Regions from separate parts of the Mus musculus genome. Here regions 2 and 3 are each linked to region 1. Evidence: chromatin loops called from intact Hi-C (ENCODE). Cell type or tissue: gastrocnemius. All regions are shown on one strand.

What was found. A loop is a pair of places that touch in the nucleus more often than their neighbours do. Peaks named below come from ENCODE experiments on the same cell type or tissue, not always from the same donor. Only the 100,000 strongest peaks of a DNase experiment are listed, where the experiment ranks them.
Region 2: it touches region 1 in a loop (7-fold over the local background); 31 of 42 quality-filtered maps call a loop at or near these places.
Region 3: a loop joins it to region 1, with 9 times the contacts of the local background. A loop is called at or near these places in 31 of 42 quality-filtered maps.

What each region holds. Positions count from the first base shown.
Region 1 is chr15:75,831,250-75,839,249 of GRCm38, forward strand. It overlaps Zc3h3 (zinc finger CCCH type containing 3), which reads right to left. Exons shown (of 12, transcript NM_172121.1): 3 at 6,218-6,414. Among named protein-coding and RNA genes, the nearest start is that of Zc3h3, 6.7 kb to the right of the region's middle. In gastrocnemius, a CTCF peak has its summit at 4,427 (motif pointing left); DNase peaks (open chromatin) are centred at 4,426 and 4,807; H3K27ac peaks cover 2,507 bases.
Region 2 is chr15:75,710,543-75,718,542 of GRCm38, forward strand. Rhpn1 (rhophilin, Rho GTPase binding protein 1) reads left to right here. Exons shown (of 15, transcript NM_001163465.1): 6 at 1-37; 7 at 124-290; 8 at 446-639; 9 at 1,012-1,168; 10 at 1,249-1,356; 11 at 1,715-1,909; 12 at 2,460-2,536; 13 at 2,677-2,823; 14 at 2,908-3,069; 15 at 3,510-3,877. The coding sequence ends at 3,683. Among named protein-coding and RNA genes, the nearest start is that of Rhpn1, 10 kb to the left of the region's middle. In gastrocnemius, CTCF peaks have their summits at 1,736 (motif pointing right) and 4,512 (motif pointing right); a DNase peak (open chromatin) is centred at 4,558.
Region 3 is chr15:75,723,350-75,731,349 of GRCm38, forward strand. No RefSeq gene overlaps it. Among named protein-coding and RNA genes, the nearest start is that of Mafa, 21 kb to the right of the region's middle. In gastrocnemius, a CTCF peak has its summit at 4,410 (motif pointing right); DNase peaks (open chromatin) are centred at 4,423 and 4,714.

The DNA of each region.
Region 1 (8,000 bases):
GCCAGGAATTGGCTTGTAACACATGTGGTGACAGAATTACAGAGAACAATCTTCACTCAGAATAGTCTGCAGAAGGGAACCCTGTCCCAAACACTGCTTCTGCAATGGAATAAGCTTCCTTCCTCTGGCTCTGCACCAAGAGACTCACATCTATGTGACAAGAGTAGGACAGAGCGCTCATACAGGACCTTTCTAGTGAGGCAGTACAGACAATTAACACAGAAATCCACATACTGCAGAAATGAAGCAGGAAGTGGGAATGCCATGGTGATTTTTTTTTTTTTGAGTTTTTTTTTTGAGACAGGGTTTCTCTGTGTAGCTCTGTCTGCCCTGGAACTCACTTTGTAGACCAGGCTAGCCTCGAATTCAAGAAATCTGCCTGCCTCTGCCTCCCGAGTGCTGGGATTAAAGACGTGTGCCACCACGCCCGGCCATGGTGATCTTAAAGCAGATAGGCTTGTAAGGCTGACCACGGGCACTAAGCAGTTGCCTGAATGAAGGCAGAGGGCCCTAGATATCTGAAGGAAAAGGACCACACTGCAAAAAAAAAAAAAAAAAAAAAAAAAAAAAAAGTGTGGAGGTATGGCTAGCCAGAGTGGGTGGGGTCTACTCACAGAAAAGAATTGTCTGGCTGGGCAAAGTCTTCAAAGGCAGGGCTCTTTGAGGGAGCCAAGTCTAGTGTCTGGCCAGAATAGGTGGGACTTTGCTCAGAGGGGTAGGATCCGGCCCATGAATGAACAAGTCCTGGCCAAGAAGGAGTGAGGCTTTCAAAAAGGGGCAGAGCCTACCCCCAGCTTCTAGCCATCCTGAAGGCAGCCTCCTCAGAGCTCTGGCCAGTCTTTTAAATGACAAAACCTAGGCAGAGAGAAGGCAGACTTAATCAGAGGCAAGATCCCCACAGTACTTTGCCATAGGAGAAGTGAAAGTCAGGATGGTGGCTCACGCCTATAATCCCAGCACTGGGAGGCAGAAGCAGGAGGTTCGAGTACGTTCTTAACTACATATTTAGCCTAGGCTGCATACATATCCTAGGCTTTAAACGTTCACAGGATTAAGTAAGGAGGGTAACTAGTCCCAGATACCCAGGAAGCTGAAGCAGATCGCAATTCAAGGCCTCTCTGGGTTACAGTGTGAGTCCAAGGCCACACTGAAAAACTTAGTAACACTCTGTCTAAAAATAAAGGTAAAAAAGAGAACTGAAGCCAGAGCTCAGAGGGAGAGCGTGTGCTTGGGAATGATCAAGGCCCAGTATGCCCGATGAGTGGACAAACTGAGTGTGAAGCTGTGAGTATAGGAGGAATATGGATAGGTTTCCTCCCATGCCCAAAACCACCTGGCAAGCAGCCCCTTCCCCAGAACAGCTAAAACAAAACAACAAACATGACTCTGAAATGACCCATATACACCAAAAAAGCCTGCTTGGGAACTCTGTCAGAGCAGGGAATTCGAGGGGTCAAAGAATGAAGCTGACGGGCAGGGCCTAGAAGCACACAAAATCAGGCCAGCAGGCTTGAAAGCACTTGTCTATATGGCCAGGAGGGACAATGGAGAAGCTGTCCTACCACAGTATGAAGGCAGGCCTCACCCAGACACCAAGAAAGACTGGCCAGAGCTCTGAGGAGGCTGCCTTCAGGATGGCTTGAAGCTGGGGGTAGGGTCAGCTCTCAGAGAACACTGAACATCTGAGGGGTTCCCAGCCTCCGACTGGTACCAGTCCTAGGCTGGGGATGGCAAAAGAGCTACCCAGTTTGTAGCAGGGTGAGTGAGGCTAACAGAGCTTATACTGGGAAGACGCTCTGAGTACTTCCTTAAAAACCACCTGTGGGAATGAGCACCCACCCATACCAGCAGACGCTCACCACAGGCAGGACAAGAGGACCTTCACGGAGTAAGCCAAGGCCATACAAGCAGACAAGGCTTGTCACTTACAATCACTTATGCCAGTGATCCAAAATAAGTGGTCACTCAGTTTCTTACCTATGAGCACTGACAGTGTAATAAGCATATACCACAGAGCCACCACAGTGAACTGCCACAAGCCAAAGAACTCTGTACTGGAAGTAGGTAACTCTCCCCAGGAGACTCACGTGAAAGCCTAGGAGGCTGGGAGGCCTTAGTCTGCATGAAATCACAGTGAAAATTCACCTCGTCCTTATTACCCAGCCCCCAGCAAGCCCGAACCCAGAACTGACCAAATTAATCCTTTACCTAAGAAGGCTCGATTTCCAGGGCAAGGCCAAGGTTTGTTGAAAAGATTTTTAAATTTTATTTTATTGTTTATTTATTTTTACATAATTCATTCATTTTATTTATTTTTGGTTTTTTAAGACAGGGTTTCTCTGTACAGCCCTGGCTGTCCTAAAACTGACTCTGTAGAAGAGACTGACCTTAAACTCAGAGATCTACTCACCTGCCTCTACCTCTAGAGTGCTAGGACTAAAGGCATGTACTACCACACCCTGCCGATTCATTTTATTTTTAACAGTTTGTGTGTGTGTGTGGTGCCCACATGCACTTGAGTATGGGTGTCCATGGAAACTGGGGGTGTCAAGACTTCCCTAGAACAGGAGTTATTGGCAGTTGTGAGCCACCTGAGTTGGGTGCTGGGAATCAAACTGGAGTACTCTAGAAAAGCAGTATATCCTCTTAACTGCTAAACCATTGTCCCAGCCTTGTTGCTAGAAACATTTTATTTTAAATGATCTCTGTATGTATGTCCATATGTGCATATGTGTACATGCATGTGCATATGCATGGAGTCCAGAAGAGGGTGACAGATCCCCTGGAGACCAAGTTATAAGCAATTGTAAGTGCCAGGCAGTGGTGGCACACGCCTTTAATCCCAACACTTGGGATGCAGAGGCAGGCGGATTTCTGAGTTCGAGGCCAGCCTGGTTAACAGAGTGAGTTCCAGGACAGCCAGGGCTACACAGAGAAACCCTGTCTCAAAAACCAAAAAAAAAGCAGTTATGAACTGACCTTGATCAAGTCCTGCAAAAGCAGTAATGTTTTTACCTAAGCCCCAAGACCAAACTTTTAACATAGGTATAGGAAGAAAAGGGCAGGCAATGGCCACATATCCACCGTGGGCAGATAAAAGAGAAGTGTCATCCTATCTAAACCTACCTCGGAGAGGTGATGACACAACCTCTCTTCCCACAAAGGCTCTTTCTTTACAGTACACAGCTGAGGCTTCCAAGAGGCTGCTGGTTAGAAGCCCATGACTGACTGTTACTAAGCTGCTACCTAAGCTAGAGCAGCAGGTGCTATATCAGATTAAACCACTCATGCACACAGCTCAGAGCCAAGCCACATACTAGGCCTAGGCCATGCCTTATGTTAGTAAGCCTGGGAGCTCCCTCCAAGCCTCCCAGGTCCCATGTCCCCACACCGACCAGGGGAAGAGCATCACATGCTAACTACCAATTGCCACACCCCTAAAGCATCAACGCCTCTCCCCAGATGCCTTTTCTAACAGTTGTCCGTTGAGGCAGACCAAGCAGGTCTCAGCAGCAGACGGAGCACACATGCCTCCTTGACCGCCTCAGGGCTCTCTAGGGGGCTCATCCCACCCCATAGCCAAAGGCTGACCAGAAGAGAGACACTACATCAGACAGGAACCTTCCTGATACTCTCAGTCCCCAGGCCTGAGCAGCCCCATGGCTGCTGAACAATGCAGTTTTGAATTCAATTAAAGCGATTATCTGTTGTGCCAAATAAATTGTGTACAGCATATATCCTGCGGCACTTTACACCTCCAGGCTCATTATTCCCTAACTGTTTCCTCCTGTTTATGCGCTCTCAAATTAAATTGCTGATAATACGCGCCAAAATAAAAAATGAGCGCACCTTGTCCCAAGAAAATTGATTCTCCTTCTCCTGAACTGGCGATTGCCAGGTTTTATATACTCGGTTCCTGGTGATCATTAGTAATTCAATTTTCTTTTTATTAGCCCCCTTATCTGCTGAGCAATATAGTGGCAGCGCTGACCTCTTTCGCACGGGTAAATGTTTAAAATCTTTTCCCTGATTAATTTTGCCAGTTAAGAAAAAGAGGAGAAATGGCCCGGCTCTTAGCCATCACAATGAATAAAGCTTAATGTTGATTGTGATGGAATTTCTAATGCCAGGGAAATTGATTGAACGCGGCAATTACGCTGCAAGAGTAACTCGAGGGAGATGGGATCGCTTTCTTCTGGCCGTAGCCTTTTGGTTATTTAAAACAATCCAATTTGCAAGGATAATTATGTATTAGTGTTTTATCTGCCACTTGAAATGAACAGGGGAGTTTCGATACTGGCCCAGCATTAGCAGGTTATTGCTGCAAATTACTTGATATCTGCTTTCTTTCACATAAAGAGGAAATTAGGCAATCAATTACCAGAAAAGGGTGGATGGAGGGATAAGAGGGGCAAGGGCGCCCTCTACTGGCTGCTAGGCCACACAGTAGGGCTGAGTAGGGACCTGGAGAAGGGGCTGGCCAGGGTTAGCTAGGCTAACCCAATTCCTTGGCACACAAAGTGTGGATATCAGGGTACTGGCACCATGAAAATTCTGGAACTAGGGCTAAGTGTTTTCCTGGAGGCAAGCAGAAAGATTGGCCTCTAAGCACTAGCTAAAGGGGCAGCCCCTATCTACTGACCCCACGTACTGGGAGACGCTAACAGCCACAGAAGCTTGGGGGGCTGCACTGCTTGGAGATAGAAAAGCTCCAATCAGCAATATGGCAAAACTCCAGCCCAGGGAATCAAACAGACTGGCCGGAGCTTTGAACATCATTCAGGCTGGGATACTTAGACAAGCAAGGAAAGAGGCAGACAGTAAGCCTTGCAAGGGGGAAAGCACAAGCTGGTCCCTAGAGCAAGCCAAATCCATCCAGGCTCCAGTCCAGAGGAATTACCACTGTCACTCCCATCTCCTCCTGCCTCCTGTACACAGCCCACCATGTGATCTCTGCCTCTCTAGAGTAGCCGAGAGTAGTGGCCTCTGGAACCGCTACCTGAGTAGACAGGCTCAGCATCTCCTGTTTTCACAACTCACTTGCTACTTAGATGAGGATACCCCCTTGAGCTCACACACAAGGCCTTGCATGCCAGCCATCCTGACTCACTGTCTACTCCAGCCTGCTAGCCCAACCTTGTCACCTGATATTCCCGAGAGCAGCAACACAAGCTGTCTCCTGGCTCCCTCTTCTATCCTTCCCTGAAATTACAGAACCTATTCCCTCCCTTTGGCATAAAAGAGCTTCCCCCATTACCTAGTGCCCTTTGCACTGGGGTAACCCCCTTCTCTGATCCTGTATAGCACACAGCTATATGATCTTCCTCCTGCTCTGTGGTCCACAGTGCCTTCACCTGCACAGCTGAGCGAGCGCCATTTCCTCTCCTAACTCAAGTCTGCTGAGGAAGACTCCTAATGCCTGCCTAGTGTTGACACTCTCCCCGGAGCCCATAACTATATGCTTCTGCTTTCTTGTTCACCACCCAAAGCCAACTGTCCCGGCTGTTGACAAGGGCTCAGGCAGCCACTCGTCTCCACTAGAATGTGGCTCAGTGTCCCCAGGAACTAGAATGATTCTTGGCCCCAAGGTGCCCATCACATGCTTGGCGGGTCAGCAGGTGAATTGTGGATAGAGAGACTCCCCAGAGCCCTTCCTGCAACAGAAATACCAGGGCACAATGCAGTCATCACATCTGTCTATTACTAGAAGCTATCCATCCTTCCACCTGTAGTGGAGGTGCCACCAACAGTTTCAATAGCCCCCTAACACATCCAAGGCACCACAGGTAGACACACTGAACTCAGGACCCCTCACCCTTCACTCTTCCCTGGCCACCTGTGGGGCTTGGGAACATTGTAACAGCCACTACCAGCAGGAGACAATCTTTGCTGTTCCCAGTTGTCCCAGTCCATAGACTCTACCCCACAGACATAAGCAAGTGATGCTATTCTAGAGAATTCCAGTAAGGAGCCCACAGCCCTTCCTCACACTCTGCCAGGCAACACTAGCAGACTTTCCATCTTCTCCACCCAAAGCTGTAAGCCTCTTAACCCATCCTTCTCAACTGGCCAAGGGGAACCCAGCCATGTCCAAGCCACCCTTCTCTCTAGCCTTTCACTTGGGTTCTATACCCCTCCCCCCTTAACATGGTTCCTATCATCCCAGCAGAGTGCAGCCCAGCCTCAGCCAGTGCCTAAGCTTTCCTCCTTGTCATACCTTCCTTGGTGGAGAGGTGGGTCCGGCTGGACGGCAGGCAGCAGAGCCGGTGCCTGTTGACCTGCATCAGACCCTTGTGGGGAGTCTTCCTTAGAACCGGGCTATTCTTCCCCCGGAGGGCCTGTCTCCGTCGCTGGGTAAGATGGTTTTTGCTGGTGGTGGCAGTTGTAGGGCTGTTCTTCTTGTCCCCAGGAATGCTATGAAGATAAAACACAAAAAAAAAAACTACCAACAGGCTCACTGACAAAGGCCCAAGCACCTTCATCAACTGGAGACAGCACAGGTTGCAATGTCCTCCAAGTAGAGCAGAGCAGAGTGGATTCAGACCCTGTCCCTGTCCCTGCCCTGCCCCATGCACCCTGCACCCTGCTCACTGCCCACTGCCCCTGCCCCAGCCCTTCTCCAAGCCAGATGGAATTTTAGTACAGATTTTAGTACGAGACTACAGGAAAAGGTGATGGAGAAGGACCGCATTCCTGAAAACGAGCTGCCATCAGGCTTGCATGCCATCTCCCAAGCACATCTTCAAGGATGCTACAATACTCCACCTCTGAAAGCCGCACAATAGAGGAAGGCACCGGTATGACAAGAAGAAATCTATTCTCTAGGCATGGTGAGCATGGCACCCAGGCTCAGATAACTAGAGACAGCACAGAGCCAGAAGAAGTGAGCATACAGAGAGCCAAAGACCAAATTAAGACAGCAGGAAGAACCTCCTTAGGGGGGTTTATGACAAGGACAGTAAATGTCTTTTGGAAGAACACTGTCTTATGGCATAGGCAGGCCCCCTGCCTGGTAAGCAAACAATACCTTTGCCATCAGTGGCTGATGTGAAGTTTCTGACCCCGTGACCATATACCCTAGGCTAGGATGCCATCTCAGAGTATCCTGAAAGGACGCAAGGGTCAGGACCTCAGTGATATGTGCTCATAAGCCAGCAGCTTGGCCTGGTCACTTGGCCACCAGCAAAGAGCCAGCTGGGATGTAAATGCAATCTGTTCCCTCTGGAGCACTGGACACCTAACACCTCAGCTCACTTGGAAGATGGCAACAGAGCACAAGGCAGGAAAAGCCTGGGACTGCCATGCTGCCGTCCCTTTCAGTCACCCCATGTGGCACAAATGGTACATCCTTCTATCTGGACAGGGCCAGAGTGCCCCACAAAGCCTGACTTCCTAGAACCTAGAGCCCTCAAGTAAAAACAGAGCAGGGGAAGTCCAGGCATACCTGGCGGAGCCCAGCACCCTAGTCCACCACCCACAGCTCAGACATATAACCCACTGCTCCGGCCAGGACAGCCACTCGGCATTCACCTAATGCTACACACTGGACAGACCCACGTGCTGCTCCCAAGCACCTAACCTGGCAAGGCACCATATGTTGTTGAACCCTGCCCACCTAGAAGGGAAACTACCCAAACCTAGTTTCTCATCAAGAGAAGAAAAGATGGGTCTGTCGGCATTACCAGTGCCAGAGCTCTTGCCTCCTCAACCTTACTGGGGCCCCAGGTAAGCGCCTGAATCATTCGGCCTTTACCTGACACATCTCTATATGACAACAGTACTTCTAGCCTCACTCCATGAAGCATAACCCAAAATCACACTCAAAGCTCTCGGCTTAGGTCACACATGAGTGGTGCTGAATAAACCCAACGGGGGCCTTCTTTTTCCCCAACCTGGAAACCAGGAAGGGAGTGAAAGCTAAAGTCCAAATTCTCTAATGTAGGAACCAAAAGCGCTTCATGAGCCCTGCCCCACCCACCTAGACCGGACACTGTAAGACA
Region 2 (8,000 bases), 120 kb before region 1:
TCAGTCCCTCCAGGAGCCCCGGGCTGCTCTTCCACTGGTAGGGGCTAGCAACAGAGGCGGAGGCCCAGGGAAGGGAGGCCAGGTCGTTATGGGAACTGTACCCATCCTGACACCATGCCGCAGGTACGACTCGCTCACGGGGGTCCCGGCACAGCAGCGGGCTCTGGCCTTCGAGAAGGGCAGTGTACTGTTTAACATTGGGGCACTCCACACGCAGATTGGAGCACGGCAGGATTGCTCCTGCACCGAGGGCACCAACCACGCTGCTGAGGCTTTCCAGAGGGCTGCTGGTGAGAGCTGTAGACCATAAATAAGAAGGGTGTGGCGCCCAGCTCTGTGGCAGGAAGTAGTGTTGGTGGACATGGTCTCCCTGTGTGACGTTCTGAAGGTCGTCCTGGTGGGCATGGGGAATCCCTGCCCGCATGAGCACTGTATCCATCCTCAGGGGCCTTCAGACTCCTGAGGGAGAACTTCTCCCACGCGCCAAGCCCAGACATGAGTGCTGCCTCTCTCTCCATGCTGGAGCAGCTCATGATTGCCCAGGCACAGGAATGCATCTTCAAGGGCCTTTTACTGCCAGCCTCTGCCACACCTGACATCTGTCCAGATCAACTGCAGCTGGCCCAGGAAGCTGCCCAGGTGAGGGCAAGGAGCCCTGCCCAGAAGCCCGACTTGGTGGCCACTCAAAGAGTGAGAGCAGAGCTCAGGAGGACAGGGACAGAGTTGGGATGGAGCCAGGTCAGGGAAGGATGGGCACCTGCATCTAGTGCTCTGTGTCATTCGCTAAAGCCAGTTGCTGTCCCAGCTTTTCTTGAGGTCCTGAGAATAGGAACAGAGCCCCCAGATGCCCAGGTCTGGCTCAGCTTGGAGTCTAGGGAGAGGCTGCTGGAACTTGGGGCAGAGTAGATGGAGATTAAGCCCAGGGTGCAGAGGCAGTGGCCTTGTCTCTTGAGCTCCAATGGGCTGAGGGAAAGACAGAGTTTCCATTTGTACCTTCATGCCTGCTGGCAGGTGGCAACTGAATATGGGCTTGTGCACCGGGCCATGGCCCAGCCACCTGTCCGAGACTACCTGCCTGCCTCCTGGACTAACCTGGCGCACGTCAAGGCTGAGCACTTCTGCGCCCTGGCCCACTATCATGCAGCCATGGCCCTCTGCGAAAGCCACCGTGAGTGTGTCCCTCCTCATGCCTGTGTGGACCCACAGAGGCTCCCTACTCAGGCTCATGGACTCTCTGACCCCTAGCAGCAGCCAAGGGTGAACTCGCAAGGCAGGAGCACGTCTTCCAGCCCTCCACTCCCCATGAGCCCCTGGGCCCCACACTGCCGCAGCACCCAGAAGACCGCAGGAAGCTTGGTGAGACATCCCAGGCAGGGCCCTGGGCTAACCACGGTGTGGCCCCGACAGCCACTCAGCAGCTGACATCCCTGGGTTGGTGGGAACTGCTGAGACGAGGGTTGTTAAACTGGGCAGCTGGGGACAGCTCTTTCTTCCCTTGCTGATCTGTTGGGCCTGGCAGGACTTTCCCAATCTGGTCAACACCATCCAACCCTGTGGCTCATTCCACTTCCTAATGCATCCTGAGACAGAGGGTCTGGAACCCCGCCTGGAAGGGGCCAGCTTGTATGCATGATGCATGGTGCGTGCGTGCGTGCGTGCGTGCGTGCGTGCGTGCGTGCGTGCGTGCGTGTGACAGTGCCATGCCTGTGCACAGCCAAGGCCCACCTGAAGCGTGCCATCCTGGGCCAGGAGGAGGCGCTGCGGCTTCACACCTTGTGCAGAGTCCTGCGCAAGGTGGACCTGCTGCAGGTTGTGGTGACTCAGGCACTGCGGCGCTCCCTGGCCAAGTACTCACAGCTCGAGCGCGAGGATGACTTCTTCGAGGCTACGGAGGCCCCAGACATCCAACGTGAGCATCTAGGGCCCTTCGGGATGAGTCTGCCAGTCAGAGGGCCAAGCTGAGCCCCCGCAGCTACAGCTGAGAGGCAGTCAGCAAGCCGGGTGTGGTAGCACGTGTCTATAGATCCCAGCCTAGCACTAGGGACCCTGAATCAGGAGGACAGAGTTGAAGGTCAGCCTCACACAGTGAGCAAAGCCCTCTTTGGGTGGGTGGGAGGCAGGCTGTGTTGAGAAGTGGAGACTGTGAGGATATCAGCCCAGCATCCCCTGCCACTTCCTTCCCCACTTGACTCTTGCCTTGCAAGAGGGGACAGAGGCACAGTGCCAGCTGGGGCTTCCAAGTACATTCCTGGGAACCTCTACGTATATTCAGGGAAATAGTGTAGCCCCAGCTGTGAGTAGGGACAGCTAGGCTTTGAGGACCCAGGACGGTCCCATGTGCCCCCTCGGGCCACACACTCCTCTGAGCTGAGCCAAATCCCACCGGTGGAACGCTGGTTCTGGGAGGGCCAAGGGCCTGGGGTTCAGCTCCAATCCTCCTTTCCCTCCTACCTGGTCAGCCAAGACTCACCAGACCCCAGAGGTGAGGATGCCTAGCCTGTCGCAGGTGAAGGTGACTGACTTCTTCCATCGGCTGGTGAGCAGGCCAGTTCCCCAACCTGTCCTCCTCCCTTCGGCCCCACCCCTGTTCCTGCTCCAGGGTGTGTGGGCTAAGATGGGGGTCAGTGGCTCTGTGACTGCCACCCAGCCAGCCCTCCACCACTTGTCTCCTCCCAGGGACCCTTGTCTGTGTTTTCAACCAAGAACCGATGGCAGTTGGTAGGGCCGGTGCACATGACTCGAGGAGAGGGAAGCTTCGGGTTCACGCTGCGCGGAGACTCTCCAGTCCTCATCGCTGCTGTCGTCCCTGGGGGTCAGGCTGAGGTAAAGGCCCTCTAGCCCGGGGTGCTGGAATCCTAGAGGACCGCTAGATACTGCCACCACCTCACCGATCCACATTCTCCGCAGTCCGCTGGCCTGAAGGAGGGCGACTACATCGTGTCCGTGAACGGGCAGCCGTGCAAGTGGTGGAAGCACCTGGAGGTGGTGACACAGCTGAGGAGCATGGGCGAGGAAGGCGTGAGCCTGCAGGTCGTGTCATTGCTGCCCAGCCCTGAGCCACGTGGCACAGTAAGCGCTTGGCCTAGGAAAAGCTCCCCAACCCTCAGTCCTACCCAGCCCTGGTTGTCCCCAACCCCACCCCCGGGTCCTCAAAGGGAAAGTAGCTAGGTAGCCTTTAGTAGGAGTGGCTTTCTGGGCAGTGGTCACCTCTGATGGTGCCTCCATAGCGTGGCTACTGTCCTACTCCAGATGAAGCGCCCAGACCACCTTGGTGGGGTTTTTGTCCCCAGAGTAGACCAGGCTATCCCAGAGGTCACATCTGTCCAGCATGGCCACCCCGGGTTTGGGTGGCAAGCAACAAACAAGGAGCCTCGCATGGCCACTTCAAATGCCCCTAACATGCCCCTAACACACCTATGGCTCCTAGAAGGCTCTAATATTTTCTCAGGGTGGCCACAGATAGGGCAGGCAGTGATGGCTGACAACATCCATCTCTGTCCTGGCTGCAGGGACCCCGACGGGCAGCACTGCTGTGGAACCAGAGAGAGTGTGGTTTTGAGACACCGATGCCCACACGTACCCGCCCCTGGCCCATCCTTGGCTGGAGCCGCAAGAATAAACAAGGCAAGACTGGAAGCCACCCTGACCCCTGCACCAACAGGAACTGTGTCACCTGCCCCTGAGCTGGACACCCCGTATCCCTGTGTGCTCAGGATGGCTGTGGGGGCCATACTCCTATGTACATCACCCTGGAATCAGCTCCAACTAGCCAGATGTGCCTAGCGGGGTCTGTCCTCTACTCTTGGGGACTATCAGGCTGCCCCCACCTTGCTTAGAGATGTCTATTAAAAATGCTGGTCAGATGAGGTGAGTCTGAGTCGGGTACTGAAGCTTCGGTCACTTTACCCCACCAGAGAGATGTCTCAGTGTAGTCCAGATGTAGTTTCCCTCTGCAGAGGGCAGCAGAGCTGGGGCTGTCCTCCAGCAGCAGGCCCCTTGGCCCCTGCCATGCCTCATCTACTCTGCGGATGCCTGGCTCTATCCTCACATCCAGTTGCTCTGGGCATGTACCCTGACGGCTCCACCCTGATTCTGCCTGGTTCCTAGTAGCCCTTCTGGTCACCAGCCTCCCTTGCTGGTTAGTCAGCTCTTCCGTGTGTAAGATCTCAGCAAAGACATTTTTATCTCCAGTCCCCTCATGCTTCCCCAGCTTCCAGACCATCCTGTTGCCCATTCTACCTGCTCCCACGCAGGTCCTGACAGGTTCCCCAGAAGGATGGGCTCAGGACCCGGACTCAGAGGGACAGGGTGGGGACACCATATGAAACGCAGTCCTGAGCTATGCATGGCTGAAGCCATGAAGATGCTCTCCCTCAAAGGCCCTGGAAGGTTCCGCATGGAAACAGAAAGGCTGTATGTATCTCCGTGGTAGAGAATGCAAGAAACCCTGGGCTCAGTCCCCGAACTAGAAAGAAAACAAAACAAATTAGATGGAGAACTTGCTCTCTGCAACCACCAGGGGGCGGCTGTCACCCATTCATGCAGCCCGAGGAGGCTGCAGCTCTTCCAACCCCCAGGATTCTGAGAACCTGAGGACGGCCCAGGAAAGAGAAGCAAGCGGCCATAGTCAGCAACCCACCCACGCCCTTTCAAGCCTCTGCCCAGGGGCTCCCAGGGGAGAGCACCCAAGTCCATGCTCCAGGTCTGCCTACACAGTCCAGGGCTCTGCCGCCCATCACCCTGGCCAGACATCCGCGTCCAGGGCCAGCCGGTGAGTGGAGTGAGTCCTGAAGACGCAGCTTTCTTCTGAAATAGGAGAGGCACCCACCCAGGGGATCCACTCACCTGCCCTCCCGGGACAATCTCCAGCTCAGCAGAATGGACAAGGCCGCTCAGGCTCCGCAACACTTGCAAATTTTATTAATAAAACTGTGTGTCAAGGAAGCCATTACATGATAATCAGGAATGACAGGGGGGCAGACCTTGTGGAGGACAGTAAGCGTGGGACACACACACAAGCACATCTTGGGTGATCTGTTGAGATGACGCCTGGAGCTGCCCCTCGCCTGCACAGTGAGTGGCTAGGCTACCAGGGCCTGTCTGTACCCTCTCCACTAATCTTTCCATGCCGCCTTCGCCTTCACTCCTGGGCCCTTGCTAACTGAGCTCTCTGCCTTAACTCTCAAGTACCTGGCTCAAAAGTTTCCCCATTTCAGGGACCTCTCTTAAGGCCCTTCCTGTGCTGTGGAGACTCCTCCCAGAAGGAGGACAGAGGTCCTTGACTCAGGCCCAGCTGTCAAGGTGAGAAAGCTCCCAAGACCAGGTAGAGTCTAGAATTCCATCTGGGCTAGGACTGAGTGACCAGGGAAGCCCTACCTAGCCCTCTGTGTGAACTTTTTAGACGAGAAAATGGGTGTATGTAACGCACACTGGCATGCTGGAGGGTATTGGCCCTGATCTTCACACACACTGCTACCCTAATGGACCAGCTGATGGGTACCCCACCGAGAATGTGAGCAATCCTGGTTCTGGCCCATTTACCCTGGCTTATCTCTTCCTACCATCCCACCCCACACAGTTCCCCAAACCTTCTGACCTAGCTGGCATCTTCTCAGCCTTTAGAGTCGATGTCCCCACCTTGGGCTGCTTTTGCTTGGCCACACCCCTGCTCAAAACTGCAGCCTCTGGCTTGTGGATCACAGGTGAACCCTGGGGTCATGAACAAGGATAGGGCCAACTGGCTAGTGAGGGCTCCGAGTACCTGCAGAGGACAAGTGACATATGTCACACATGTGCTGCCCAAGAGGGAAGAACAGGGACCGGCCTGTCTCCTCACAGCCAATGAGGAGCCAGGGTCCAGAACCATCAGGGAGATCACAAGGCTCGTAGAAGTGAGGTGCCTGTGCGCACTGGCCACACATACAACCCAAGTCAGCTCACACCACGGAGGGGTGCTTCATTTTCAGAGTGGCTCCCTGGGCAGGAGGCTGAGACGTGCGTATGCTGTGATTCCTTTCTGCTTTGCCAACAAAATCTGCCGAGAGGGGAAAAGGCAAACTCTGTTTTGCTTGAATCAGCAGTGAGAGGCCCGGAGATTAATGTGGGAGAGGGAGGCGCAGAAGAGAGAGTGGGGGTGGAGATGGAGTGAGGGCGGGGTGCACGTGGAGTGGGGGGCTGGTGATGGATAGTCAAATAGAGATGGCCAGGTGGAAGGACCCTGCTACCTGCCTCAACCTCAGGGGCCTCAGGGCTACCGTCTTCTAGGCCCCTCCTTTCACATGTGTGCTTTGGGTCTGAGGCCCAGCCCAGAGCCTCCGCCTACCACTCGCACCCCCCATGCCCATCAATATTTTATTTTGTTCATTGTTCCCACTGGCCAGGGATTTGTGAGTTCAGCTGCAGACATGGGAGAAAGCCGTGCACCAAAGCTCCCAGGCCGGGGAGGTGGGTCCCTGAACTCCTGTCATCCCTTAGTAAATTTAACACTACACGGTTGGGCTGTCCAAGGAAGAGGGGTGAAGATGCAAGCCAGACATGTGTCCTGCCTGATGGGGCACCTAAGTCAGGAGCCCACAGTAGGGGGTGGGGGGGTTCTGGCTGGGTACTGGCTCAAGTGGGGAGAGGCAACTGATATAGGACAGATGCAGGAGTGAGCTACTCAGAACTATAGCCCAGGCGGGGGAGAAAAAAGATGGCCAAGCCAGAACAAGGCACAGAGTTACAGCGGTTTAGTTGCCTGTGCCTCCGTTTCCCAAAATAAGAAAGAGGGTGAAGACCTGCGGCTGGCCTTGGAGGAGCTAGATCAGTCCAGATCACACTAGCCTGGCTAGAAAGCCTATCGGCTTTCGGAAAGCCACTGCCAGAGAACAGCCATCACACCGTGGCCTGCCACGGCTCTTTACCAAGAGCACAGAACCCACAACTCTGGTGGGCAGGGCAACAAAACTCTCTAGACAATGGGGGCCCAGGACCCTGGCTCCCTCGGGAGTAGAAATGTTCTTGGCCCTGTTCCAAGAGCAGAGGACACTAGACAGGCCCAGCAAGGGCTCTGCTCTGACTCAAGAAAAGATGCACTGTACCCGTATAGGCCACTGAGACTCCAGTCCCAGCTATGTATGTCCTGTGGCTCTTCCTTCAGCTCTGAGGAGATGAGTGGGCTGTGGCCACAACCCAGCCCCTCACCTGCAACCATTGTCCTCAGCATGCTGCTCTCATGTGTCAGGTAGGACAGGACCAAAGAGGCCCCAACCCTGGCCCTATCCACTCATGAGGCCCGAGTCCCATTCTCCCCTGCAGGCTGTGGAAGTGATCTCCCCACACACCTGCCCCGAGGCCCCAGAACTGTTCTGCAAGGCACACACCCCCTTCACTCTCCGCTTCTGTATCCCCAACTTCACAACCCTCACATTCCCCTCTCCCTCTCTTCTCTCCCCCTCTCTTCTCTCTCCTCCTCCCCACTCTTCTCTTTCCCCAACAGCTTTTCACCCCATCTCCATCCCCACCAACACGGGTCTCTGCTCTACCGCCCAACCTCCATCGTCCCATTCAACCACGGCTTATGTCAAAATCACTTCCGTGCCGCCATCACTGAAGTCCCCTGCCTCTGCCACAGTGCTAATTCATTTCTGTCAATCTAACACAGGTTAGAGTCACCCTGGGGGAAAGGGACCTTCAGAGGGTAGTCAGATGGGCCTGTGGGCAAGTCTGTGGGGCACTTTCTTCGTTGATGATTGGTGTGGGAGGGCCCAGCTCGCTGTGGGTGGTGCCATCCCTGAGCAGGTAGTCCTGGGAAGTATAAGAAAGCAAGCTGAGCAGGCCATGTAGAGCAAACCATGAAGCATTGGTCTTCCTCCCTGGCTCCTGTCTGCCTGACCTTACCCACTATCCCTGGCATCAACACCTTTGTGTATCACCATCTCTGATACTTAAGTGTCCAGTATGGGGCTAGGCAACCATGATGCTGTGACTCCGGGAAATGGGATAGCATTAGGGATGGCAGG
Region 3 (8,000 bases), 110 kb before region 1:
AGCAGGGGCTACATCCCACAGTGCCACCATGAAGTGCCCTTCCCACAGGTGGACTGTCCCCCTATGCCCAGCCTGCTTATTCCCTTGTAAGTGGCTCTCTGAGCAACAATGGCATGTCCCCCTGTCTCCCTAGCCCTGCTCTGCCCACAAGACTCCTAAGTCAGGCCTGGGATGGTTCCCCTCCATTGAACTACACAGAGCATTCGCAGAAGTCTCTCGGACAGTCCCTGGCTTCTTATTCCTCTGTTATTCCTCCTTTTAGCAGTGAATGGGGCCCAGGGCTCACACTTGCTGCCTGGGCCCAGCAACCTCCATCATCACCTCTCCAACTTCCAGGGCCCTCGGTTGGGCAGCCAAGCCCCACCCAAGCTCAGGAAATATAGTCAGACAACTACCCCAGATCCTGCCCAGACAGGCTGGAACTGGACCTCCACAGCCTATTAGAAAATACTCCAAAGTTCCCTCTCAGCCATTTTCAGCAAAGGTCTGTGACGCTCAGCATGGTGCTGCTAAGGCCATATCCACTGTTGCCTCCAGCTTCCCAGTTTCCCATGCTGGTCCTCTGACGCACGGATGGCATCTCCCTAGCTGGACAGCCCCTTCTCCTACATCTCCTCTAGGGCCTCCTGACAGTGGGACCCCCAGAATATTCCCCAGGGTAGTTCTCAACAGCGTGTATCCCTGAGACTCTGGGGATAAGTGTCTCACAAACAGCAGGGCAGAGGAGCCCTCATCTAGGAGGATAGGAGCTAAGACAGGCCAAAGTGAAGCTGGAGACCAGAGGTAAGGCTCCGGAGGAAGCTCGGGGGAGGTGAGAGAGAGAGAGAGAGAGAGAGAGAGAGAGAGCAGAAGCGCTGTGTCCAGCATAGATTGATGTCTCTGGCGGCCGGCAGCCCAGAATGTTTTTAATGGTCCCTAAAGCCCTGGGTCAGCCAGCGCTGAGCTCAGCACTTGCTTTGGCCAGTCAGTAGGGCGTGAGCCACTGGAAGCCCACCTCAGGCCCCAGCCCCCACCCGATTGTCTCTGTCCATGCAGGGGATCCAGGAAACGCCCCCCCAAGAACCACAGAAATGGACCCAGACCTCTCCTGGGCTTCCTGAGATTCACGTAATGATTCCTGAGTTTGGGGCTGGGAATCTCCCATCCTTGGAGCCTTTCTGGGGCAGGCATGGAGAGGTAGCGTCCACTGAATCCCACCCCATTTGTCACAGGCCCATTAGGTGCTGACAGCTACTTCCCATCTGCCCAGTCAGGGCAGGCCAGCCTCCCTTCACCCCCCAGCAAGCCCCCCTCCTCCCCAGTGCCCATCCATCATGGGTTCTCCACCTTGCTCTGTGCTGGGAGCTTCTGAGGCAGCTTTCCCACTGGGGAAGTCAGGGCCTGGAGGGAGTTGGTTCTTTATTCTGAAGCAGGGACAGTAGCTTGCAGGCTTACAGCACGTACCACCAACCTGACCTGGAGGGAGACCATAACCTATGGGCAACTGCCTGTGTCACCAGTGGCCTTTTTAATGAGTGGGCCTCCCACTGGACCTCACAGCCCATCCAGGGAGCTCTGGGCCTCCGTTTTCCTAAGGCTTAGACACAGGACACGGGAGGAAAGCTGAGTACAGCTGGTTGCCGGTGCCGGAAGAGAAAACAGCAGGCCACACTGCAGAGAGCAGAGCAGTGCTCTGGGCTACGGCCTGTGCCACTCCAAATAAGCAGCACCTTTAGTTACTTTCCTGTTGCTGTGATAAAACACCACATCCAAGGCAACATAAGAAAGACAGTTAATGTGCTGGGCGGTGGTGGCACACGCCTTTAATCCCAGCCCTGGGAAGGCAGAGGCAGGCAAATCTCTGTGAGTTCAGAGCCAGAGTTCTGGTCTACAGAGTGAGTTCCAGATCAGCTAAGGCTACACAAAGAAATCCTGCCGCAAACAAGCAAGCACTTCATCTGAGGCATATGGTTGCCGAGGGTTAGCTGCCCTGGCGGCATGAGCAGCTGAGGGTCGCACCTTGATCCATAAGTTGCAGGCAGAGAAAGAGATGATGGGAATGGTATGAGTCTTTTGAAACCTCAAAACCTGTCCCCAGTGACACACCTCCTCCAACAAGGCCACACCTCCTAATCCTTCCCAAACAGTCCCACCAACTGCGGACCAAGTGTTCAACTATAGGAGCCTTATGGAGGCCATTCTCATTCAAATCACCACAAGGTTTCTCCATGGAAAACACAGGGGCCATAGTTACCTGAGGGCACTGAGCATGCTAGGATTCTTCATGAATCTGAGTCCTACTTCAGAAAGGGGGGTGACCAGCACAGGTTGGATAGGTCTACTCTCCACACTAGGATCTTCAGAAAACATAGACACTCCAAGACATGTATTTATATAGCAGTGAACCCTTTGTCAGCTAAACATATCTCAAGTAACATGGGGGGGAAGAAGGAAGTAGGGAGATTCACCTAGGCTGGGGTGGTTCTGCCATTTCCCTTTGTGTTTCTGCCTTAGGAGAGCACACGCCTGCCTCAGAGCACACTCACTGAGGGAGAAAGGCGCATTTGCCTCCCCACAGGGGTGTGTGAAGGCTGAGAGACTCCCAGCGATGCTCCTGTCCTCCGACCTCCTTCCATATTTCAGTTTCCCACTTTCCCAGGCCCCCCCCCACAGCCTGGATTAATTTGGGAAGGACAATGTTTATATTAACCGTTCATTTATCGACGTCTGCTTGCTGGGTCAATGGCCAAATTTATTGTCTCACAAGATGGGCCGTATCGAGCCAAACAGCCTCCTCCCTCCCTCCGACAGCCTAGGGTGGAGAGACGTTGTCAATATGAAGTCCACTGACCTTGGGCCTACTAGTCTCTGCTGCGAACTGGGGAAGGAGTGAGTGGAGCTGGCAGCAGGATCAGCCCTGCATACACAGACCCACTGTGGAACCCTCAAAGCTCAGGTGTCACTGACCCAGGCAGAGCACAAGACAGAGAAGTTGGGTCAGAGAGTCAGTTGACCATGCACACACAAGGTGCCTGCCATGCCTAGTCCAGGCTACTAATAGGATGGAGGAGGCAGTCACCCAATGACAGGCTAGTTCAGAAGTCAGAGTGGATAAGCAGTGTGTCAGAAGAGGTTCCAGGGGCCCCAGCCCCTGCAGTACTGATGCCCAGAGCCCAGAGGCATCTGAGGGAGCCAAGGATTCTCCTCATCTTTTAGCTGTGCCAGCCTTTCTTCCAGGAGGATGAGGAGTTGAGGAGGGTGAACGAGGCCTCTGATCTCTGCCCCTGCATACGAGCCACAGAGTTCTGCCATATTAGAGAAGGGGTAGCGAGGCAGGGCTGAAATCCTTTCTGCTCTCTGCCAAAATCCCACCATGCTGCCTCCACAGCGCCCCCCAGGAGGACTCAACCCTGACCTATGGCCTCAACAGATGGCTCCAGACATTCCTCGGGTGAGAAGCTACGCTCTGATGAGGACAGGAGGACCAGAGCTGGTGTCAGCATTCTGCAGGCGACTCCAAGCTCAGGTCTGTGACCACCAGGCTCTCCTGCCCCTCCTCTCACCCGGTTATTTCATTTATTCAGTCAACAGTGGACATACTATGTACCAAGTTTTGAAGATAACTATCAGCCAGCAAAAGACTCCCCGACTTCTGGAACAGCCCAAGGCTAGGGTGCAGGCTGCAAAGCTGAGGTGCAGGCTGCAAGGCTGGGGTGCGGGCTGCAAGGCTGGGGTGAGGGCTGCAAGGCTGGGGTGCGGGCTGCAAGGCTGGGGTGCGGGCTGCAAGGCTGGGGTGCGGGCTGCAAGGCTGGGGTGCGGGCTGCAAGGCTGGGGTGCGGCTGCAAGGCTGGGGTGTGGGCTGCAAGGCTGGGGTGCGTGCTAGGTGGAGTGGTTTGGTCAGATGCAGAGGAGATTACAGATATGATGAAGTGTCTGCCTAGGGACCTGGACATGTGAAAGTCCTGAGGCAGGCACTGTGGGCAGCAGGGTAGTCTGGAACACATGGGAGACAAGCACAGAGCCAGCCAGGGGGACTGTGGGACTCTAGCACATACTAGTTAGAGAATGGGGGCAGGGAGAGTGTTCTGCGCAGGTTGGGAATGGTATGTTCTGGTGTCTTTTGTTTGCGGTGCTTCTTGTTTGTTTGTTTGTTTGTTTGTTTGTCACCTTTTATCTCTGAATGGCCTAAAACTAGCTAGAGACCAGGCTGGCCTTGAACTCACAAAGAACCACATGCCTTGGCCCCCAAGAATTGTGATTAAAGTATGCAGCACTGCCCCATTCTGGGGTCTTATGAAGGTGTCTTGTGTAGGGTGTGACTGGAGATGGTCAGAGACCAGAGGTCACACAGGGTGGACTTGTGCTGTGCCTCCTACAGGTTGGTTGCCTACTCCCTCACTCTGCCCAAAGCTTTCTAGGCTGTGTTTCACCACACAACCACTAGGAGGCGCACAGAGCCCAGATAGGTAACAGCTCTATGGAGGCCAGGGGCTAGTCAAAGGGCTCATTTGTTCACAAGCCTCTCGTCGATAGCTTGGGACGGCAGCAATGTTGATTGAGATGCCACACTTGAGTTAGAATCTCCACGAATGGTGATGAGCATTGATCAGCTCATCAGGGAACTGGCCCTGGCAATAGAGAGGGGAGGGGAGACTTAAGAAGGAGAAAGGGGAAGGGAGGAGGAGAGCAGAGGGGAGGGGGATGCAAATCGGGACAGACGGGAGGGGGCGGGCACGAACACAGCTCCACCCCCAGCCCCTTCAAGGTCTTATTTAAGCCCTGCCTCTCTACCTGTGACCCCGGGGACAGGAAGATCCCCACGTCTGTGTTCCCTTCAACAGAGGCGGGAGCCATGCCAGACCCAAATGCCTCTTCGCAGTTTCTTCTTATACACATAATTAATCGCGTTATTTCCTTGAGCTGTCTTAGATTGTAGACAAATGATTGAGGATTTCCACGTCCCCTTGGAGGGGGTTGTTTGTGTGTGCACGCCCTGTCAGCCGCAGCTTGCATTGCAGTGATAGAATGGTTCTAGCTTTCAGTCCTGTGGTGACTGGTCACAATCCCAAAGCCACACCCACCTACCTTAGACTTGGCCCCTGTCTGTGACTCTGCGGGACGGGGACCAGGCAGCACTGCTATCTCCAACCTTTCCTGCCAGCAAAGTTAATCTGCTGCTCTTGTCTTTTGCGTAAGGAGTCTGTCAGTACTGGGTCATTTTCTGTTGTTTGAACGGACTGTGGTTCATTCATGCATCACTTGCTGAAGAGCACCTTGGCTGCTTCACCACAGAAAAAGCTGCTGGAAACACTGTGTGGCTTTGATGGGGAATGTGGTTTTGGTTTTTGTTCTTGTTTAACAGGCTGGCAAAAGCCACGGTGCACCACCATCCCTGAGGCCTGCACCTCCCTTGGTGGGAAGCCACCTGTCCTTCCGTAGAGGCTCTGAGCTGCAAGAGAACAGTGTGTTGCTTCCTGATGGGCTCTGTACCCCCTGGGGGTACAGGATGGGGTACGCGCCACTGCAGAACACAAGCCTCCATCCCCTTACCCCTGTGGGCTCCTAGTCACCTCTGGCTCTAGTTACCAGACCAGTTGGTCACACTGGGTGTCTACATACCATCCAGCAAGTCATAGTTGAACCCCCTCCCCCTTCCTTCATTTCTATCTGTCTCTCTCTCATCCCCTCCCTCCCACTCTTTATGCCTGTATCCTCCCCTCCCCTCTCTTCCTCTTGAACACTTCCAGCCTTGGGTCCTGCTTATATGTGGACTGACCCCACACAACTGTGTCATCATGTCCTGTCTGAGCTTTCTCTCCTGTGTGCCTATCACCTGGATGGTGTAGCGACTCTCCTGTGGCTACTTCACTCAGCTCTCTGAGCTTGCGACGGCCTCTTCCTTGGTTCTCTCTCATTTCTCGGTACCCTGACCTCCAACATGTGCTTTGTGAGACTCAGAACACCTCAGAGGTCCCTATTCTGCAATCCTGAGTCTGGTATACGTGGGGGTGGGGGTGGATGAAAAGGGTTGCATGCCTGATGAGACACTTTACCTTTCTGACCCCTTTGTATCCGCCCCTACTCTACCCTGCTGGAACCTTCCGGTTTCTTCTCTGCTCTCAGCAGTGTGAGGTTTTATGGTTGTCTGGGTCTCTTTCTATCAGGCAGCAAAGCTTGGGTCCATTTATGGGAGTAGGGAGGGGCCTTCTTCTCTGTCTTTAGCATAGTCTGCTTGGTCCTGTCCAATCTTAGGTGCTTTGGGCGACAACTAAAGACCTTTGGTCTCACTGAAGGAAACTCCTACCTCTCCCTAAAAAACATCCCTCTGCAGAGTCCCGGCCTCAAGCTGTCTTCAACCACACCCAGCCCAGGCCACAACTACTGGGCCCTTCTTTAGCACACATCCTATGGAGAACCCAGCAGAGAAACCTGAGGTGGATGGTAATAGTGTTCCGGGCAGCAGAGGGGAAGCCTTTGAGAGACCCAAGGACAGCCTCTGGAGTTAAGTTCACCCTTAATATTGATTATGTGTTTCGCTCATAGTTTGGCAGAGTGGCCTGGAACCCAACCCAGTAGCCTTTGGCTTACCAAGGAGGTTAGGCTGGTTTGGGGTGTCTCCTAAGGCCCCTGGAAGTCCTGTGGGGTATCAGTGAAGAAGACATAGTGGGGGTACAGATAAGAAGTAACCAGAGGGGGTAACATGGGCGATGGCCACCCAGCTAGGGGTCTGCTCATCCCAGCTCTGGCCTCTGCCTGGCCTAATTCCACAGCAGGTGCCGTGTTCCCCTCTACAACATGCCCTGGGGGTTGATGGATAAACTGTCTGGCTCATTTCCTCACTGTGAGGAAATACACTGAGAGCCAGGCAGCGTTAGTGTTTCTATTTAATAAAGCACACGGGGCCATGTATAGTAGGACCAGGAGTAATGGCACTTTGAATCTCAGGACTCAGGAGGTGGCAGATTTCTGTGCGTTAAAGGCTAGCCTTGTCTATATGGCAAGTTGTGTGAGAGCCATGGCTACATAAAGAGACTGCATCTCAAAAAAAAAAAAAAAAATCATATAATCCCAAAGCCAGCCCAGGACATTGCCCTGCCTGGCTCTGCCTCCTGCTGTGGTGCTCCTGCCCCATGGTTCCCCGCTGGGCTCTTTACTCTGTCTGGGCTCCTTATAGGCAGGACTGTGTGAGAAGCCCTGTGGCAGCCCAGGGCAGCCTGATGCCTGCCCTGCAGTAGAGCCATGCCTAAGCTTCCAGGTTCTTCTGCAAACTGATCCAATGACTTTGTCCTCCCGGCACAAGGGCTTACAGTGACACGAGGACCTGTCCCCACAGTATCGCCCAGCTCACTGACATTGATGCCACTAGCTCCCCTGGCAAGGCTTGGTAAGATGGATGCCTCTGGGAGGAGCCCTACCCAGCCCCCAGCCCACTGCCTCTGTCCTTCTAGTGGAGATGCCTCCTGACTGCTTGGGCCAGAGTTTCACAGTGAGCCCTTTATGCTATGGGAGAGTGCTGTCTTCGTAGACTTTTGCCCAGCAGCCCCTGCCCTCTGTGTGGAGGGGGATGGGCAGAAGACAGAGGCTTCAGGGTCTCTACTCAAGCTCTGCTGGCCACAAAACTGGATCTGAGGTCCCTTACTCTCTTTCCTGGGGTCTAGCCATGAAGCCCATTGTCCTTCCTCCTTGGAACTTCAAGGACTGCAGACAATTGTTCAGCTAGCTCCAACAATCATAGCCTAGCCTCCTTCGGCCCTAGAGTATGTGTGTGTGTGTGGGGGAGTGTCTGAAATGGTCCAGCTGTCCCATCTGATATTCCTCAGGGCTCCCCTGCATAAGGATTCACTGTTGGGCCAAACCCAGTCTTCAGGAAGCTTCTGCCTGGGTTATATAGAGCTCGCTCTGCACTGTGCCAGCTACCTGGGCCCTCAGCTTGTTGTAGACCAAAGCACTTCTGCAGGATATCTAGTGAGGGCCTTCTGGCACCAGACTCATCGGAGAAGGGATTGTTTCTCTTGTTTCTT